Linked DNA regions of Mus musculus: all the other regions are linked to region 1. The links are chromatin loops, found by intact Hi-C in ENCODE. Cell type or tissue: heart. All regions are shown on one strand.

Region 1 (2,500 bases):
AGATCCACCCGTCTTTGCCCGAGTACTGGAATTAAAGGCCACCACTGCTAGCCTGTGAAGCTTTGGTAGCAAGGAGCTGCCATTTAGGAGTTTCAGAGTTTAGGCAAACTGTTCCTATGTGGTACCATGGGATGAGGTACAAGAGAGAGCATGGTGGGAGGGGTGAGGTACAGGGGGAGTATGTGGGAGGGGTGAGGTGCAGAGGAGAGCAAGGTGGGAGGGTGCTCAAAGAAGGGCCAGGGCAGATGGCTGTCACCTCCTTCACCCCTAAGCATACTTCATCTTGAATTAGAGATGATGATGGTGAGGATGAGATGACTAGAGAATGCCTATTCTGCCTCAGTCAAATAGCTCAGAGAGATCAAGTAGTCCTGCAGAAATATCTCTCTATTACTTTGCGAACTCATCCATGTATTTAAATTTCACTGGGTGGATTCTCAAGACTGAAGGCTCTGGTCTCTTAGCTAACAGATCTTGCCAGACCATCCGGCAGTGTGATGGATCAGTTTCCTGATAGGACTCCTGTTTGCCTTTTCTCCATCCCTGCTTCTTGTAGTCCACTCTCTGGAGTAGGTTCCTTGCCTGGGAAGAGAATGAGCTTTGGTGTGACTGGGCACACAGTTGTTTTCAAAGAGTGGAGTAACGAGGAGAGTGGGAGTAGGAGCCAGGCGTGCTGGCTCTTGAGGGGACTCCTGTGCTGCGCAGCTCTGTCTGAAACTGTCCTCCATCTCAGATGGGGCTTCCTCACCCCAAAGGTTATATCTTTTGAGATGGTGACTTCTGTGTAGCATTTGTTATTTCTAGGTCACCTCTAAAGTAAATGCCAGACGATGCCACCAAGTTCTTGGTTTTCTCAAAAGGCATTTTTCTTTCCTTCTCCAATTTCTCCACTATTCCCACGGGGGAATTTTTTTTTATTCTTCCTCTGAGCTTGGAGTTCTTCAGCCTCAGAACTCCGTTCTTAGCTGCTTTGTGGTCATCTGTTCCAGCTGCCACCCTGTGTCCTTCAGTAAACCCCATACTTAACACTTGGGGACAAAGTGCCAGACAGAATGGCTCATAAAGGTTCCGCAGTGTTGGCCAAATCTGAGCGGAGCATTCAGTACACACTTGACTGTAGTTACCCTGGGCAAGGGAAGGCTTGCTGGACAGAGGGATGCTGGCATAGTGGTGTAAGCCTGTGCCAGCATTGGAAGGCAGAGGTCTACATAATGAATGTGAGACAATCCAAGACTACAAAGTGAGTTCCAGTCTCAAAGCATCAAGAGGGAAGAAAAACCCTAAGGGAGAGTGAAGCTGAAAGTTGCCACATAATCACAAAATGTATTTCCTACATTAGGGTTGCACCAAACACACTTTCAAAGGTAACTTAACAGCCATGGCGAGCAACAGTGTATTCATTTAGCCAGCAGAGGGCAGCATAGACCAGTCTCCGGATACAAGCGGGTTTTTTTTTTTTTTTAAGTTTATTTTTTAAACTTTTTCGTTAATTAATTAAAGTAAATTTTTTGTTCTCTTCACTCAAAAGATATTTAAAGGTGCTACAGTAGCCACATTGAAGTGTGCTGTGAAGATTGATTCAGCATTAGCTTTATCATTCCTCCCTGTGGATCATACTGTGTGTTCTCTGCCGTGGAGGAAAGTGTCTCCCTGGCATCAGTAACATGTCAATGAAGATGCAAGATGTACATTCTAACAGCTCTGGGCTGAGGTCGACTGGGCCTTATGTCATTGCCTCCAGAGAGTCGCTTTAGCTGTGAGACTTCTCAATGCTAAGACACCACTGCACTCCAGGAGGACAGTGGGTCTTCTCTGAGAGCATTGTGGCAGGGAACCTGAGCCATACCGTGCTCACTCTGGGACACTTGATGGCACTGATACTAGATTTTCTTAACAAAGGAATAAGATCAATCTTTGTTGGTTTTACAACATTATACCTTTTCTGTGTCTTCATTTTTCCTGCAAATGTCAGTTTCCCTTCTTAGAAAAAATAAAATAAGACAAGAGATATCATGGTGACACACCCTTGTAATCCTAACACTTAGGAATTGAACTTCCTCGGTTGCAAGTTCAAAGCCAGCCTAGACAAGTAAGAACCTGAAGAAGGGGGGGTGGGGGGACGGGACAGGCAACATATAACATTGTCAAAGGCATGCATTAGGCTGTGTTTGTTTTGACAACTTGTTAATGTTGACTCTTCATTTTGATAATAAAAGTGTTATAATTCTACCTCATGCACGCTTGTTCTGGCCAGCCATGAGAACCCCATGGGTGTCCAGGTGCCAGAGAGGCTTGTCAAGGGGACAGGAGCAGGCTTTAGGGTCTCAGCAATATCTCCTCCTCTGTCCTGGAGTCTTCTTCTCTGGAAGGCACCTTTGAACACAGTGCTTGGTACACTTGACCCTGTTGGTACTGTTTTATGCTGTGGTAGAATTTGACAATTAATCAGTGACAGACATAAGACAGGAAAAAGTGACCCTTAGTGCCACTGTGCTAATTT
Region 2 (2,500 bases), 270 kb after region 1:
TATGAGGGATGCTTGCACGAGCAAGCGCTGTCTCCTGCATCTGGAGGTTCAGAGAATGACACTGTGACTTCAGTTTTCTGTTAAGTGGCTCCCAGGAATTGAACTCAGGTTGGCAAGCTTATATGTACCAAGGTAGTTTACCCCTAAGCTAGCTCTCTGGTCCTGTTTTGTTTTGTTTAGACAGGGCCTCACTGGGTCTTGGAACTCACTATGTATGCCTGGCTGGTCTCGAACTCATATAGAGATCCATCTGCCTCTGAAGAGCTGGGATGAAAGATATGCACCACCTTGCCCATCCTGTTTTGCTTTTTGAGACAGGTCTCATGTAGCCCAGCCTGGCCTCGAACTCACTATTAGGTGATGAGCTTAATTCCTAATCAGGGGGTGTCTTTACCTCCCAAGGGTTGGGATTACAACCCTGTAACACACGGCACCGTGTGTGGATACAGAATCCCACAGGACCCAGGGGATCTCCCAATGCCCGCCTGGGCGGCCGCTGGTCCCACAGCCTAGGTCCGTGGCCATGGCAACTGCTAAGCTGTTGCTCCATTGCCTCGCCACGTTGGGAGCAGAAGGGAACGCGTTCACACCCGACCGGGCCGCCAGCTGCGAATTCCTCAGGCCTTCCATCAGCCAGGCCAGCCCCGACTTCCTCGCAGGCTGTGAGGTCAGCGCCCGCCCCACCCGCCTGGAGGCTGGCCCCGCGCCGGGAATCCCGATCTCGGGTCTCTACTGACTCCTCCGTGGTCCCTGCACCCGGGTCTCCGCCTTCTCAACCCAGAGTGCGATGCCAGCCCTCGCTCCTCCATGCTAGTCCGCGCCTCGCCATCTCCGAGCCTGGGTCTTGGCTTCTGCCTGCAGCCCCTTCTTGGTCCTTGCACCCAGGTCCCTGTTGGGTGCCAGGGTCCCAGCGGCTTAGTGTGCCTGTGAGCAGGGACGGCCCCTCCCGCCCTCGCCGCCCAACACGCGGGGCCCTATTTCGGGAGCTGGCGCTGCGGGCCGGGCAGCCCTGCCCGGAAGGAAAGCTATTCTGGGCAGGGCCGCCCGAGTAGCTGCGACCCCAGGGCTTCCCGGCAGGGTGCGTGCTGGGGACAGAGGGCACGCTAGGGCAGGGCTACCCTCCCTTGCCACTACCCCACCTTCCTCCCAGGCCGCACCTACCCCCCGCCTTTTTTTTTTTTTTTTTTTTTTGGCTAGACACAGGACCTTTCCTAAGTTAGAACATTCCCTGGTTCTGAAGTGAACACCATGAGTCCAGAGCCTTCAGTCACCCGGTTCCCTCCTCCGCTGCACACGGGCCTCTCCGTGTTGTCCATCTGTGGTCTAACCGTTGTACTTGACAAATACTTGCTCTTCCTAACTGTACCTGTCGTCCCCTCTATGTGTCGGTATTGTTTGATGCACAGTGCCCAGAGCCCACTTCCAATGTATGGTCCCCATATAAGTGATCCTGGATCCCTGGTCAGTCAGGATCCCAGGCACTCTCTGGGGCGACTCATTTCCATCAGAGGTTTGGAGTTGATTACACGTCTGCCACATCACTGGAAAGCAAGTGGCCACCCAAGAGTAAGACAAATGCATTCCAGAATATTAGAGACCGGTTATCCACACACAGTAGGCAGAAGCAGGTGGATCTCTGTGAGTTCAAGACCAGCCTGGTCTATAAGGAGAGTTCCCAGGACAGCCAGGGCTACACAAAAAACAACACAAATAAAATTCACTTTTTCAACTATTTTAGTTTATTAAGAGACAGGGAGGGTCTCATGTAACTTAGGCTAACCTTGAATTCACTAAGTAACTTCTGATCTTCCTGCCTCTACCTCCTCAGTACTGGGATTACACGCATGTGCAACCACACTTGGTTCATGCAGAGCTAGAAACAGAGCCCAGGGCCTTGTGCTTACTAGGCAAGCCCTACCCATGAGCCTAGCCCCTGCCCTCTGGCAAGTGCTTTCCATGGTCAAACAAAGTATTTTGCCCCATGCCCTTGGATGTCAACCTCAGGCAGCTGACCCTAGTTAGAATGTAGGCTCCACCAGCTCCAGGTGGTCATGCTACATTAGCAACCGGCCCTGTTTTGTCTTCTTTTTTTTTTTTTTTTTTTTTTTTTTTTAAAGATTTTTATTTATTTATTTATTATATGTAAGTACACTGTAGCTGTCTTCAGACACTCCAGAAGAGGGCGTCAGATCTCGTTACGGATGGTTGTGAGCCACCATGTGGTTGCTGGGATTTGAACTTTGGACCTTCGGAAGAGCAGTCGGGTGCTCTTACCCACTGAGCCATCTCACCAGCCCCCCTTGTTTTGTCTTCTGTGTGTATGTGTGTGTGTGTGTGTGTGTGTGTGTGTGTGTGTGTGCTCCCACACATATGCAGTGCCCACTGAGCCCAGGAGAGGGTGCCATCAGGGCCTCTAGACTGGAGTTACCCACAGTCATGAGTGCTATGTGGATGCTGGGAATCAGAAAATGAACATGTGCTAAACTAACATGGTTTTCCT
Region 3 (2,500 bases), 75 kb after region 1:
CTAGACCCTTCTGATCCCTGATGCTCATGCTCCCACCTTGCAAGCACTGGGAATGCAGGTGACCCCAAGCCTATCTGGAGTCACTGGCCTTGTACACACGGTGTCCTCGGGAGAATCTGAGGGCCCCCGGGACTGTAGCTTGGGTCACACAGTCATACCAGGCATGCCTGCCGTCTCACCGGTCTCCAGCCTCTCAGCACAGGACTCTCAGGTGAGACAGGATGGAACCAAGCACTGTGGAGGGAAGTCAGAGGCTAGACCCTGAGTCCAGCATCACTTCCTCTGCATCTTGTTGTCCACAGCAAATCACAAGGCCAAGTTACATGCAAGGGACGTAGGCGCCCACCTCCTGTTGGAAGGCACCGCAGGTCTCGTGGTCGAGGTGCCTGCATCTTAACTTCTACTGTGGATCTCCTGCTTCTTGTTTTCCACTGGGAAGTTTGAGTCTCTTCTGCTTCTCAGACATGAGGCAGCTCCAAGTCTCTGATGTGCCAATGTTTCTTGGTGCCACCCCTCCCTGCTGTGTTCCCCAGGCCCCATTTATTCCTTGATCACATGGACACCCATGTGTGTGGGAGCCCAGGCTATCTCAGTAACGCCCAAAGCTCCATGCCCGCTGTCAGTCCTGAGGCCCTACCAGCTGCCCTGCCTTTCTCCTCCTTCCTGCTGTGTGCAGTCCCCCCACCCGTGTTCTGAAGGCTGCCCTCCAGCTACCTCCCTCCACTCCTCCTCCGGCACTCTGCCGTCTGTCCGCTGTGTATGCTAGCTTTCAGTTTGATGTTTGCTTCCTGTGAGAGCCTCTGTCACTTGCCCAGGAGCCTCAGTTTGGTGAGCTTGACATGGCAAACTCACATGGCCACGGCTAGGCAGATGTGCCCGGAGCAAAGCTGAAGGGATGGTGAAAGAGGCCAGAGCCTGTGGCGTGTAATCCATTGGTGTGTGCGTCACTCGGGATTTACTGAGCTGCGCTCCTGTGGAAACAGGAAAGAGATCTCAGTGTCACAGGGACACCACCTTCCTTGTGGTGCGTGCTGACGGAAGAGGAAGGGCGTTGCAGTGAGTCAGGCACAGCCACACGCCCAGTCATGTGTCACTGGTCCAGAAAATTACAGCAGCATAACAGCTCAGAGGATGAAGTGCTGTGGTCTTTACTCCCAGTAGGGAGCCCGGGTCTTTGCTGCTTCATTATTCTTTGTTTTGTGTGTGTGTGTGTGTGTGCACACGCATGCGTGTGCATGTGTATGTGTGCATGCACGCACATAGGTATACATGTGTGTGCATGGGTCTACATGTGTGTATATATGTGTATGCACAGTCTACATATGTGTATATGGGTATGCATGTGTGTGCATGGGTATACATGTGTGTTTGTGTGTGCATAGGTATATGTATGTGTACATAGGTATACATGGGTATGCATGGGTATACCTATGTAAGAACAACTTACAGTAGTCCATTTTCTCCACCATGTGGGTCCCAGAGATCAAATTCAGGTCATCAGGCTTAGTAGCAAGTGTCTATACCCATTGAACCACATCTCTGGTCGGTGGTCCGTTGTTACCCTTCTGAGACCATGCCTCCCATAGCCAGCTTCAAACTCACTGTGTGGTTGCGGATGACTCCTCCCTTCTGATCCCCTTTCCTCTTCCTCCCAAGGGATGGCTAGCCCTGTGGATGGGCTGCTAGGATGATGATAGTCACATACAAATAGCCCAGTGGATGGGCTGCTAGGATGATGATAGTCACGTACAGATAGCCCAGTGGATGGGCTGCTAGGATGATGATAGTCACATACAGATAGCCCAGTGGATGAGCTGCTGGGATGATGATAGTCATATACAGATAGCCCTGTGGATGGGCTGCTAGGATGATGATAGTCACATACAAATAGCCCAGTGGATGGGCTGCTGGGTGATAGTCACGTACAGATAGCCCAGTGGATGGGCTGCTGGGATGATGATAGTCACGTACAGATAGCCCAGTGGATGGGCTGCTGGGTGATAGTCACGTACAGATAGCCTAGTGGATGGGCTGCTGAGGCTAACAAGGCCAGAGCACATTTGAGTACTTTGCAAGCACTGTGTACTACACTGTCCTTAGAAATGCACTCTCAGAGAACGGCTGGTGACTGTCACCCTGACAAGCCTGCCTTCCAGCGTGTCTTCATTCATTGGTTCTTGAGGTGGCCACCTTGCCTCACATGTGGGGCACTTGTACAGCTAACACACTGGGTTGGTTAAGGAAGGAAGGGTGCTTTATCTGCCTCATGTTGGAGGGCACAGTCCACCTTGATGGGGAGGACATGAGGCAGCTGGTCACAGTGCAGCTGCAGGCAGGACGCATAGAGTGCTGGCAATCATCAGCTCAGTTTATTGAGTGCAAGCCCCCATCGCAGGGGATGGTACGGCCCACAGTCAGCATGGGTCTTCCCTTCCTTCCCTTCCTCTCCACATCTGATCTTACCCAGCAGGCTGAGCTGCAGTAGTTAAACCTCCCTAGA

The links. Hi-C counts contacts between places; a loop is a spot of excess contacts. Peaks named below come from ENCODE experiments on the same cell type or tissue, not always from the same donor. Only the 100,000 strongest peaks of a DNase experiment are listed, where the experiment ranks them.
Region 2: it touches region 1 in a loop (2.0-fold over the local background); 3 of 42 quality-filtered maps call a loop at or near these places.
Region 3: a loop joins it to region 1, with 2.7 times the contacts of the local background. A loop is called at or near these places in 7 of 42 quality-filtered maps.

Annotation. Positions count from the first base shown.
Region 1 is chr11:118,219,676-118,222,175 of GRCm38, reverse strand. All of the region lies in intron 1 of Cyth1 (cytohesin 1), which reads left to right. Among named protein-coding and RNA genes, the nearest start is that of Cyth1, 28 kb to the left of the region's middle. In heart, a CTCF peak has its summit at 1,400 (motif pointing right); a DNase peak (open chromatin) is centred at 1,085.
Region 2 is chr11:117,948,044-117,950,543 of GRCm38, reverse strand. No RefSeq gene overlaps it. Among named protein-coding and RNA genes, the nearest start is that of Socs3, 20 kb to the left of the region's middle. In heart, a CTCF peak has its summit at 1,067; DNase peaks (open chromatin) are centred at 613 and 923; H3K4me3 peaks cover 1,020 bases; H3K27ac peaks cover 1,017 bases.
Region 3 is chr11:118,144,432-118,146,931 of GRCm38, reverse strand. No RefSeq gene overlaps it. Among named protein-coding and RNA genes, the nearest start is that of Gm38514, 7.9 kb to the right of the region's middle. In heart, no CTCF peak of the experiment used is centred here; DNase peaks (open chromatin) are centred at 1,011 and 1,651; H3K27ac peaks cover 1,009 bases.